Linked DNA regions of Mus musculus: region 2 is linked to region 1. The links are chromatin contacts, found by Hi-C or POLR2A ChIA-PET in ENCODE. All regions are on one chromosome and are shown on one strand. Each heading gives the region's core, a stretch centred on a gene start or an enhancer-like site at or near the end of the contact. The rest is flanking DNA. Distances are from core to core; before and after follow the strand shown.

Region 1 (6,735 bases), core at 4,096-6,595:
TAATGCACCAGCTTTGTAAACAATTATTTTATATATGCGCTATGTGCACCAACATGAGTTCATGTGCAGCACCCTAATGCAGGTCCCTGAAGAGGTCAGAGGTCATTGACTTCCCTAGAGTTACAGGTTGTTCTGTGCTGCCTGCTGTAGGGGCTGGGAACTGAACCTGGATCCTCTTGAAAAAGTAGTAAGCTCCCCCACCCCCGTGTATCGCTGGCTGTCCTAGAGCTCTGTGGACCAGACTGGCTTCTTAAATCAACTACACTTCTCTTTAATCCTACTCCTGCCCAACTTTATTTTTTTTAGGCAAGGTCTCAAATAGCCCAGGTTAGCCCAAAATGAACTTAAACCCTGCCTCCAACTCTAGAATGCTGAGATTCCAGGTATGCACTACTATACTGGGTACTTTTTGTGTCAACTTGACACAAGCCAGAGTTACTTAGGAAGAGGGAACCTACATTGAGAAAGTGCCTCCACCAGACTGGCAACCTGTAGTGCATTTTCTTGATTGATAATCGATATGGGAGGATCCAGCTCACTATGGGTGGAGCCACCCCGGCTAGTGATCCTGAGTGCTATGAGAAAATGGGCTGAGCAAGCTATAGGAGCAAGCTGGTTCAAGGCAGTCCTCCATGGTTGTGGCTGCACTTCCTGCCTCAAGGTTCCTGCCCTGAGTTCCTGGCCTGACTTCCCTCGGCGATGAAAGGTTGCATAGAACTGTAAGCTAAAATAACCCCTTTCCTTCCCAACTGACTTATAAGCATACATGGTTTTTATCATACCAGTAGAAAAGTAGCTAAGACAACCATCATGCATGGTTTCTGCAGTGCTGGCGTTTCACCTGGGATGTGCACGGAAGGAAAGCACTTTACTGAGCTATACCCTGGCCCTATGAACAAGATTGTTCTCTCACTCTCTATCCCCATATTCTCTCCAATTTTCTTCTCACCCCATCCCCTTCTCATTGAATCCCTTCTTTTTCCTCACAGCCAGACCCCCAGTTACTTTGGGATGTATGTTTTTTTTTTTTTAATTGCCCACTGAGTTTCACTAAGTCTGTTTGCAACAGCATGAATAGGAGTCATTTACTTGAGCATGGGCAAGTTGCTAGTGGCTCTCTCCAGGAACCACTAACTTCTGATTGCTGCCTGTGGAGAGGTGAGTGTCTATGAGTCTCTCCCCCACCCATGACAGGATGCTGATGAACCTAGTATTTTTCTTTTTCTCCTTCAGATAGAGTCTCACTGTGTAGTGGCAGATCTGTATTCACTATGTAGACCAGGCTGCCCTCAAACTCATAGAGACCTGACTACCTCTGCCTCCTGATTTAAAGGATTAATACTAAAGGCATTGTCTTAGTTGCGGTTTTACTGGTATAAACAGACACCATGACCAAGACAACTCTTATAAAGGACAACATTTAGTTGGAGTTGGCTTACAGGTTCAGAGGTTCAGTCCATTATCATCAAGGTGGAAGCATGGCAGCATCCAGGTAGGCATGGTGCAGGAGGACCTGAGAATTCTACATCTTCACCTGAAGGCTGCTAGCAGAATACTGGCTTCCAAGCAGCCAGGATGAGGGTCTTAAAGCACACACCCACCGTGACACACCTCAACAGGACCACACCTTCTAATAGTGCCACTCTCTGGGCCAAGCATATACAAACCATCACATTCCACTCCCTGGCCCCCACTGGCTTGTTCAAACATATGAGCCTATGGAGGACCATACCTAAACATAGCATAATTCAAATACATTTAATCCCACTTCAAAGGTCCCCACAGTCTATAGCAGTCTCAATAATGTTAAAAGTCCAAAGTTCAGAGTCTCTTCTGAGATTCATCCAATCACTTAACTGTCATCTTCAAAGCAAGACTGGAAACCAACTGGGCAAACTCCAAACTGCATCTCCATGGCTGGTGTCAAAGCAGTCTTTGTATCTCCAACACCTTTTTCATCTTTGTTGACAGTAACAAACTTTCTCCTAGTCTGGTTCCACTGCTTTTTAGCAGCTTTCCTCAGCAGATCGACCACAGCTCTGGCATATCAAATATCTTGAGGCAACACGTCAATGTTACAGCTTCTGTTTCAATGCCTGGGATCCACACATGATCTTCTTTGCTCCTCCAAAGGGCTCCAATTGGCACTTTCACCAATGGCCTTCCATGGCCTCTCACAGTGTCAAGCATCAGCTGCTCTTCATGACCCCTTCATGCCTTCAAAACCAGTACCCCCTGGGTGACTCTTACACATTACCAAGTCCAGCTGCAGCATGAGGTACAACCTTGGCTATCTCTGGAACACAGCTTCTTTGTGCTCTCAGAAGACACTTCCCAGAAGATTTCACCTCAGTGATGCTGGCCTCTTCTAAATCACCACTAATTTCTTAGCTCCAGATAACCAGCATCAATTTTCCCAGTAGTCCCTTTAATTCTGGACTCTAAAGCCAGAGCCATGTGGCCAAAGCTGCCAAGTTCTGCTGCTTGCTGGGGCTGGAACATGGCCCCATGTTCTATTACATTATCACTAACTAGCTTTCTGTTTTCTAACTCCTTCACTACCTAACCTTGGCTATCCTGGAACTTGCTCTGTAGACTGACTTTGAACTCAGAGATCTGCATGCTTGTCTCCTAAACACTGGGATTAAAGGTGTGGGCCACCAAACCTGGATTTAAGTTTTTCTTCACCTGCCGGGCGGTGGTGGCACACGCCTTTAATCCCAGCACTTGGGAGGCAGAGGCAAGTGGATTTCCAAGTTCAAGGCCAGCCTGGTCTACAGAGTGAGTTCCAGGACAGCCAGGGCTACACAGAGAAACCCTGTCTCGAAAAACTCCCCCTAAAAAGAAAAAAAAAAGGTTTTTCTCTACCTAGAACTTGCTCTGTTCTAGGCTGGCCTTGAACTCAGAGATCTGCTTGTCTTTGCCTCCTGGGATTAAAGGCTTCTGCTACTGGATCTAAATTTAGCTGGGTGGGATCTTGCCACAAAGTCACCACCCCCTAAATTCAATTTAATATCCTTCAGCTCCATTTCACTTCCTGGTGCCCCTTTAATACTCAAACCATATATTTTTATATTTTTCCATTATCAGCTGGCTGCACTTGTTTAAAATGCTCTTCATGAGGCTTAACCAGAAAACAAAGTCTATGATGGGCTTTTCTGAGGCTTCCTTTGTCAATGCAATCAATCTGTGTCTCTTCACTTTAGCCTCAGGCAGACTCTTCAGACAAGAGCATATTCTTCACCAAAAATACCACAAAAACAGTCTCTAGCCCACAAACTGAAATTCTCCCCTGAAACCTCTTGGGCCAGGTCAGCACAATTCAAATCACTCTCAGTAACAAAGTCTTCCGTATTCCTGCTAGGATAACCCACTAATCCCTTTTTAAAGCATTCCACTGCTTTCCAAATCCAAAGTCCCCAAATCTATATTCTTCCAAACAAAAGCATGGTCAGGCCTAGCACAGGGTTTTACTGCTGTGAATAGACACCATGACCAATACAAGTTTTATAAAGGACAACATTTAATTGGGGCTGGCTTACAGGTTCAGAAGTTCAGTCCATTATCATCAAGGCAGGAACATGGCAGCATCCAGGCAGGCATGGTGCAGGTAGAGCTGAGAGTTCTACATCTTTGTCTTTTTTTTTTTTTTTTTTTTTGAGACAGGGTTTCTCTGTATAGCCCTGGCTGTCCTGGAACTCACTTTGTAGACCAGGCTAGCCTCGAACTCAGAAATCCACCTGCCTCTGCCTCCTGAGTGCTGGGATTAAAGGCGTGAGCCACCACGCCCGGCTCTGCATCTTTGTCTTAAGGCTGCTAGTGGGAGACTCACTTCCAGGCAGCTAGGATGAGGATCTTAATGCCCACACTCACACTAACACACCTACTCTAACAGGGCCACACCTTCAAATAGTGCCATTCTCTGGGCAAGCACATACAAACCATCACAGGCATGCACTACCACAATTGGCCGTGGGCACAGTCTTCTGCAGATCTTTTGTAGGTAGCCACAGCTACTGAGTGTTCCTAAGTCTAAAGCTATGTCATGTCGGGAGACAGCATTCCATGGCACTCTCCCAACCCTCCAGCTTTTACATTCTTTCTCCCCCTTCCATGATATTCTCAGAGCCTTGCTAGCAAGGTCAGGGTATTGGCACACATGTTCTATTTAGAGCTGAGCATTCAGAAGTCCTTACCTGTTTTTACAGTGTACCACCTCTATAAAATGAAAAGAATACCCATAATGTTTCCAGAGTACTATGCTGTTCATTTTTTCTTCTTCTTCTTTTTTAAATTTATTTATTATATGTAAGTACACTGTTGCTGTTTTCAGACACACCAGAAGAGGGCACCAGATCTCATGATCTCATTTCGGCTGGTTGTGAGCCACCATGTGGTTGCTGGGATTTGAACTCAGGATCTTCAGAAGAGCAGTCAGTGCTCTTAACCGTTGAGCCATCTCTCCAGCCCCCTGCTGTTCATTTCTATACAATGCCAACTCAACACAATAAACCAGGAGACACTTTTTCAAAGCTGATAACACAACTGTAGTTTGCAAAAATCCAAATTATATATATGTACATACTGCTTCAGTGTCTGCCTCCAGATTCCTGCCTTGAGTTATGTACGTATGTATGTATGTATGCATGTATGTATGTATGTATGTATGTACACAAAAAGATCAGTACGGGGAGAGGATATTTGGTGTGGATATAATCAAATACATTGTACACATGTATGAAATTATCCAAAAATAAATAAATAAATAAAAATTCTTACTAGAGGATGGCTCAGTGGTTAGGAGCACTGGCTGTTTAGTTGGGGACCAGGGTTCAGTTCCCAGCACCGACATGGTAACTCACAATCGTCTGCAACTCCAGTTTCAGGTGATCTAACTCCCTCTTCTGGCTTGCACCAGCACTGCATTCCACTTGGTGTACAGCCACACATGCAGGCAAAAACACTCATATCATAAAATAAAGATAAATAGTAAAATTACTTTTATCATCATTAACATCATCAATCATCATCATCATCATCTTAAAAGACTGCCTTGAGAGATGGGGGCCGAACCCTAGAAGTAAGGGCCTCGCAGATGATTGGTAAATTCAGTATACTAGACATGCTCAGACCCTTAGCCTCAGAAAGTTGGGATCCGGACTACTAAGGAGTAGGGACCTTCCGGCTCCAGGCCCTGGCGGAACCCATTGTGATGGTGGTTAGGTTTCCGGGCGGCACCTTAGAAGTAGCGCACGAACGAGGGTGGCGCGCGCAGGAGTGACGCGACTCCGCGGGGGGCGGGGCGGGGCGGGGAAGGGCGGGGCGGGGCCGGGCTGGGCCACGGCGCTGGCGGCTCTGAGGTTTCAGTGCGACTCCAGCCCGTGGCCCCGCCGCCATGAGCACCAAGCAGGTCACCTGCAGGTGAGTGCGCGGCCCCTCTGGGCCTTGGGCGCTGCGGGGCAGCCAGGGAGGGAGGCGAGGGGCCGAGGCGGGCGGTGGCGGGGGGCGGACAGCGCGGATAACGCGCAGGAAGGCCGCATAGAGGCTAGAGCGGCAAGAGCTGCTGCAACCGCGACTTGCAGAGAGTGAGCGAGGGCGATTGCGGGGAAACACGGGCAGGTCGCATTTCTTATCCAGCATCACCACTGAGCCTCCGAAGAGTCCCATTTCGAGATGCAGGAAACCGAGGCCACCAGAGGTAAAGCGACACCCATTTAGGAACAGAAAGGCGGCTTGTTAGACGAAGTGGAAAGCAGAAAACTATTCCGTGACTACTATTTTGAAACAAAAATAGTTGGGTTGAGTAGCAACGTACTAACTTGGTGACGAGCTTGTGGCTGTCATTGGGGTCTAGTCCTGTGAGTTTGCATGCTCAGGAGGTGCAGCTTGGGAAGTAAGGCTTGTGAGAATCCCGACTGTGGAAACCCAAATTTCAAAAGGCTCCAAAATCCAATACTCTTAAGATACCTAAATAGAAGGCGGGCGGTGGTGGCGCACGCCTTTAATCCCAGCACTGGGAGGCAGAGGCAGGTGGATCTCAGTTAGTTGAAGCCAGCCTGGTCTATAGAGGGAGTCCAGGACAGCAAAGGCTACACAGAGAACTTTTTCAGGGTATGTGTATAAGCATATGTGAAATGATGAATTCTGTGTTTAGACTCTTGTACTATCCCCAAGACCTTATGTACATGAAAATACTGTAAAGTACAAAAAAAATTAAAGACTCTCCTGAGCCCAAGCTTTTTGGATTAAAGGAGCCTCGGCTTATACAGACTTTAGTTGGTTTCAGTAAATTAAGAAATTGAGATGTAGTTTGGATATGTGGTAAGCATTTAATGACCTTGTTATTTCTCATTAGTGCAGACTCCTAGAACTAATACCTTTATGAAGAGTTCTGTTCGACTTAAGATATTAAGGGTTGAACCATGTACCAAGGTCCCAGGTGGTTTATGTTAAGTAGTAATCAGAAAACTGCAGTTTGTGTATGTCTGTGTGTGTCTGTGTGTATGCATATGCTAGTTTTGTGTTAACTTGACAAAGTTGACATGAGACATCATCATTTGGGAAGAGGGAACCTCTTGGTTGATAACTGATGTGGGAGGACCCAGCTCACTGTGGGTGGTGCCACCTCTGGGCTAGTGGTCCTGGGTGCAGTAAGAAAGGCTGAGCAAGCCAAGAGGGTCAAGCCAGTCAACAGCACTCTCCTTGCTTCTGCATTAGCTCCTGCCTGGAGTCCTG
Region 2 (6,276 bases), core at 3,682-6,181, 93 kb after region 1:
ATTCAGTTCCAGAAGAGCTAATGCTGTCTTCTGGGCTGTGTCGGTATCAGGCTTGCATGTGGTGCACAAACATGCAGGTAAAACACTGATGCCTATAAAATAAAAAACCAAAGGGTTGTTGTTGTTTGTTTTGTTTTTGTTTTAGAGAATTCTTACCATATTTCCCTGGTTGGCCTGCAACTACCTATGTATCCCAGGTTGGCTGCAAACTCACAGACATCCACCTGCTTGGACCTCTGGAGTGTTAAAAACATACTTATACGTAATTCAAATAACTTTGAGGTCAACTTTCAAGATACCTTAAATACAATCAAAAGTCAAATTGGATTTTTAAAAATTGCAGCAGGGGAGCGGGCGGGGGACTTTTGGGATAGCACTGGAAATGTAAATGAAATAAATACCTAATTAAAAAAAACAAAATAAAAAAATTGCAGCATATGTAGCAGAGAGATAACATGTCAAGCATGTGGTATGGGGGCTGGAAAGATGGCTCATAAGTTATGAGCACCTGATGCCCCTGCAGAAGACTCAGGTTCAAGTCTCAGCTCCCACATGGTGGCTCACAACCATCCATAACTTCCGTTTCAGGAGATCCAACACCCTCTTCTGACTTCCGCCGTACAAGATACACAGACATACATGCAGATAAAACACAAGTGCCCATAAAATAGATAAGGGTTTTCTAGCCTGAAGCTCATTCATCCATTCCATTTGGGATGTAATGACCCCTGCCTTGCAGTTTGCTCAACTTGGCTGTATAGTTGTGGTAGTGAGGGACTATGTGCCAGCTCTCCGCAAAATAAAAAACTATTTCCAGGACCAGGAATGGTGGTGTGTGCTTTTACTCCAGAGGGAGAGGTATGCTGATTTAATTTTAGCTCAGCTAGGATTACATAGTGAGATACTGTATAAAACAAACAAACAAACAAACAAACAAAAACCCACACGCGCGCGCGCACACACACACACACCCACACCACCACCACCACCACCACCACCAGCAGTTCAATTCTATAGGAAGGATTCATTCCTTCAACAGAAGAGCTCCAAATATCAGTCAGAAACCAGAACCCGGGCTGGAGAGATGGCTCAGCGGTTAAGAGCACGGACTACTCTTCTGAAGTTCCCGAGTTCAAATCCCAGCAACCACATGGTGGCTCACAACCACCATAATGAGATCTGACACCCTCTTCTGGTGCATTTGAAGACAGCTACGGTGTACTTGCATATAATAAATAAATAAATAAATAAATAAATAAATAAATCAAAGAAAGAAAGAAAGAAAGAAAGAAAGAAAGAAAGAAAGAAAGAAAGAAAGAAAAAAAGAAAGAAACCAGAACCTACTAGAAAAAAATAGTAGCTGGGCGGTGGTGGTGCGTGCCTTTAATCCCAGAACTTGGGAGGCAGAGGCAGGCAGATTTCTATGTTCAAGGCCAGCCTGGTCTACAAAGTGAGTTCCAGGACAGCCAGGGCTATACAGAGAAACCCTGTCTCAAAAAAAAAAAAAAAAAAAAAAAGTAAAAAGAGGCAGGGTTGGGAATGTACCTCACCAGAAGAGAGCTTGCTTGCCTGACATCTTGAGTCTGGGTTCAACACCCAGTGCTGTGGGGTGACAGGAGCCATCTAGGAAAAACCAAGGCTCTCAGGTGGCCTTCCTGAAAGTAGTCCACCTTTTTGCATGGCCCAAGATGAGTGAGCTCTGAGAGACAAGGATTCAAGAGACTTCACCTCAGAATTGCTTCTTGCAATTGGTATGCCTTTCCTGTCACTATTACATAGCCTAAGGGCTCCTGGGCATAGGCCTACTCTATTGAGCAAATTTCCTGCAGAGCAACATAAAGATGAACTTTCATGAGTTAATACTGTTTAGATGAAATGACTTATTTTACAGAATTCCTAATTGATTCAAATAATCTTGGAAGTTTTAAGATATGGTTTTAGTTGTTTTGCTAGAAAGATGTAACAAAGTCAGAATGAAGAATAGAATGTGCCCACTCCTCATAATAGTAAGTAAAGGCTGCATAAAAAGAAATGTAATGCTGGGCAGTGGTGGCGCACACCTTTAATCCCAGCACTTGGAAGGCAGAGGCAGGCAGATTTCTGAGTTTGAGGCCAGCCTGGTCTACAGAGTAAGTTTCAGGACAGCCAGGGCTATACAGAGAAACCCTGTCTCAAAGAGCCAGGAAAAAAAAAAGAAATACAATAAGCTTTCATAATTATACTAAGAAGAGAAACAGGCTTGGGACAAATTTGTGTTCAAGGAAAAACATTCAGGTCCAAGAATGAAGCCACAGGTGTGCACTATGATAAGACAAGGCCATGTAAAAACTGTTGCTTTGAACTTATAATGAACTTGCAGTATGAAACACTGCTTTGAGCTTGTTATTGATATTCTTCCGTAACTCCCCTTTTAACATGTTCTCTATGAGGTAATTTTTTCTTACATAGAGAACTTTTTAAGCTATAAAAAGGCTGAAAGCAATAAAGAAAGGTGGTGCAGCCACTATCTGCTTCACCTGGTTTGTGTGAGTGACTTCTTCCCTTTCCTTTTTCTCTCCAGTTCAAAAAGAGTTAACTAGCTCCAAGCTTCTCACCTGGCCAGCGAGAGGCCTCTGGCTGACTCGCCAAAGAAAGGATCTCTAGCAATAAATCCTTTACTTGTTCCCTGCTGCTAAACAGCATATGTTAACCTTCAGATATTAGCCTTTATTTAACCACAAGTAAAGACAGATAAGGATTAAGTTTCCCCAGCAATCATTTAAGCATAAAAAGTTAAGTTTTAGAGCTTACTGAGGCACAGAACAGCAAGAAAGCGTTAAGTCTCCAGGGTTAAGTAGTGTACAGAGAGTTTTATAAAGCAAAAATAAATCGCAGAGAGTTAAAGAAAAAAGAAGCCAGTGGTTTTCAGCCACAGAATAAGCAAGGGAGTGTTAAGTTTCCAGAAGCCATCAGTTTCTAGTCTCCAGTCGAGTCAGAGAGAATTAAAAGGCCGGAAATTATCAGTCCTTTGGCTTTTGTCCAACTCTGTGTTCCACCTCAGCTTGTCCCCTACGGCCAGGCAGGCCCCTGGCAGTGAGGGAAGGAGAGGTCATAGATATGAATAAAGTCACAGAGGGAGCATAAATTATTAAACGTGAAAAGATCAGCAGCATCATAGTAGGAGGAAACACACCATGAGACCCTGAGGCCACACCCCATTCCACCTCCCTTCCAAGTCAACATCAATAAAACATTTGTGTTCGGTGCTGGAGATGGAACCCAGGACCTGGAGGGCTCAGTAAGTGCTTTCCTACTGGCCCCCATGTCCATCTTCTTAAAGTATTTTTCTTTGTTGCTGCTTATTTATTTATTTATTCATTTATTTTTATGTGTTTGCCTGCATGTGTAGCACATGTGTGTAGTACCCAAGGAGGCCAGAAGAGGGCATCTGATCCCCTGTAACTGCCAGGTATGTGAGAAATCAAACCCAGGTCCTCGGCAAGAGCAGTCAGTGCTCTTAGCCACCGAGCCATCAGTCATCTCTCCAGCCCCATTGTTTTCTCTTTGCCTGTTTTTACACTGGGTCTCAAGCAGTTCAGGCTGTCCTTGAACTCATGAGGTAGCTAAGGACGACCTTAAACTCCTTCTAATCACCCTGCTTCCATCTCCCAAGTGCTAAGGTTAATAGGCTTGCACCACACCCAGCCAGGTGTGCACTGCTGCCTGGGAAAGGCTAAGGGTTAAAACCAGAGAGTCTGGCTGACCTTTTAAGATTCTTTGTGGTACCTGAGTGTTGCAACTATCTTGACTGTGCCTGCCCTCTCCTGTGGAAGGCTCAAGAAACCAGCTATAATTAAGAAAGAACCAATAGCTTGTGGTTAGCCACGTGTGACTGTGGTTTTGAGGCCTGGATCTGTCACCTGCTGCCTGTGTGACCGAGGGCAAAGGTGTTAACCTCTTGTTTGTTTCTGTTTATATGAGACAGAGTCTCATGTAGCCCAGGTTGCCTTCAAATTCCCTAAATATGACCTTGAATTCCTGATCCTTCTACCTCAGTCTTAGACCACAACACCAAGCTAAACGGTCCGTCTCTGAGCCTCAACTGTCCCCGTCTGTGAGAGGAGGATCACACAGGGCCTGTTTCATTGGGCTGCTATGGAAAAAAAAAAAAAAAAAAAAAAAAGAGGTGTGTTTGTATAAGGAAAGTATTTAGAACAATGCCTGGCACATAATACCACATAGTTGTGTTATTGTTATTGTTGTTGTTGTTACTGAAAGGTGACCCTAAAAGACTGGTTAGAAAGAGAACGCCTGCTCCTATAATCAGGAAACCAGACATGGTAGCCATCCCATATGAACCATAATCTTTAAAATGTACCATCTACATCAATCATCCAACTTTCTTCTAAGCTTGGCTTTATTATCTCCATTTTACTAAAAGAAAAAAGCAAAAGGTGGAGAGGTGAAGTGACCTGTCTAACATCACACTGCCAGGAGGCCCAGGGCCAAGACCGAAACCCAGGCCTGGGCAGGTTCTTTCCACATCTGCATGAAGCCATCTAACAGAGATGATCTTTTCTCAGCCTCCAGGAGCACCCTCTTGTCCACTGAGGCTGGAAAAACCCAGCCCAGTCCCAGATGCTGGGCCCCAACTGGAATATCTGCCAGGCTGCTATGCAGCCGTGTGATCAGCCGGTTTATAGAGAAGTTGGGGAACATTCTCACACCCCAGTCCCACCCTAAGGTTGGATTCCTCAGGCCGGAGTGGAGTCTTCACCCCTAAGAACTTGGCTAAGAAGCAGGGCACACATGGATGCTCAGGCCTGCCCAGAGGCTGGCCTCCTCTCCCTCTGCTCGAGGTTCAGGTCTGAGGCCCCTCCATACACCCACAAACTGCGGTGACCTGTTTCTAAATAGATCTCATTTGGGCCATGACTTTGAACACGTGCCAACAGGCACCAACCAAAAATAGACAGCTTACTGCACTGTTATTTTCATGACTTAAAAAAAAAAAACCTTGCAGAACATAGCAAGTATTTTTATCCTGGGCCTTGCCTAGAATAGCGACGCCTATTTACTGGGAGGGCGGAGACTGCGGTTGGTTTCAGGCTGGATCTGGGGGGGCCCTGTGGATGAGCGCAGGAGGATCCTCTGCCTCCTAGGGACCGGCCACAAGCTTGCAACTACTTTCACCTTTTCTCACAAATGAATAAGACCCTGGTTATCCTATATCCCACATTTTGGAAGGTCCTGGACCCGCTGGCCTTATCCCAAGCTTAGCTTCCGTGCTACGCACCTCAGCTGCCTCGACCAGAGCTGAGAATGCAGGTATCCACTGCTACTGCTCCTACGCTCCTACGAGGTGGCAACCCTCCTCCCTCGACCCGCGAGTGCTGGACTCACAAGCACGAACCTACATAGCCGGCTTCCACACTTTTTTGTTTTTGGTTTTTTGGTTTATTTTAAATACCAGAAAAACAAATATTTGTTTATATTGACAAAAAATAAGTAAGAGAAAGCTTGCATTCCCCAAAGTAAGCCATGTGTTGCTTACTTCTGGAGCCGTAAATCCGGGTGCATCTCATCTATGGCCCGAGTCAGGTGTTGAGTGACTCCATGCCTCTGCTCCCTCACCCCGGACTAGAGGCTAACAATAGCTTCGACCTCACGGGACAGGCATGTGCAGAGTGCTGGCTGGAAGCAGTCCCTTACACAAGACATGAGTTCTGTTAAAACAAAACAAAACAAAACAAAACAAAACAAGACAAAACCCTGTGCCCCCTGAACCCTCAGACCAGGGAAGGCAGAAGTGTATAGGTGGGGCACTCAGCTAGCCGCTGATGTGCTGGGAGGGCCAGTGCTGGGAAGCTTTTTAAGGTTTCACTGTAGCTCAGACTGAGGGAGAAGACTAAGGGGGAAGGGGGCTAGGGAGTTGGGCTTCAGCCACACACTCATGTGCCACCTGTTCAATTCTCCTGATTCCAGGAACCCTGACAGCCACTAGTTGACCCTCGGGGCAAGCAAATGTCCAGGTGTGCATTGCCCTTTAGAGGTGGTGGAGCCAATCCTGTGGGGATTTGTTTCTTCGTTTTACAGATGAGGACTCAGAGGCTCAGAGACGAAGAGTGATTTCCCCAAACATCACATAGTATCATTATACTTCATTAAGAGTGCAGAGTCAAACCAGGGAATTAAACCCAGGACCTTGAAGATGCTAGGCAAGGGCTCTACCCCTGAGGTACACTAAGATTGTTCCCCAGAGTGATTTTAGTGTGAATTAGTGTTGGTATGCTGTGG

Evidence for each region. A loop is a pair of places that touch in the nucleus more often than their neighbours do. ChIA-PET counts read pairs that join two places held with the same protein, here RNA polymerase II (POLR2A).
Region 2: a loop to region 1 is called in a map of gastrocnemius, with 2.1 times the contacts of the local background. The contact joins the enhancer-like site here to the promoter of Mkrn2 in region 1. A Hi-C loop is called at or near these places in 1 of 37 maps with a recorded cell type or tissue (gastrocnemius). POLR2A ChIA-PET finds 5 or more read pairs at or near these places in 1 of 5 experiments (embryonic stem cell).

Annotation. Positions count from the first base shown.
Region 1 is chr6:115,596,593-115,603,327 of GRCm38, forward strand. Mkrn2 (makorin, ring finger protein, 2) reads left to right here and starts at 5,346. Exons shown (of 8, transcript NM_023290.3): 1 at 5,346-5,421. The coding sequence starts at 5,396.
Region 2 is chr6:115,689,685-115,695,960 of GRCm38, forward strand. No RefSeq gene overlaps it. Among named protein-coding and RNA genes, the nearest start is that of Gm38879, 8.3 kb to the right of the region's middle. Within about 2 kb of position 4,932, at least 1 of the 3 ENCODE cell types and tissues checked has a DNase peak (open chromatin) inside an H3K27ac peak, as active enhancers do.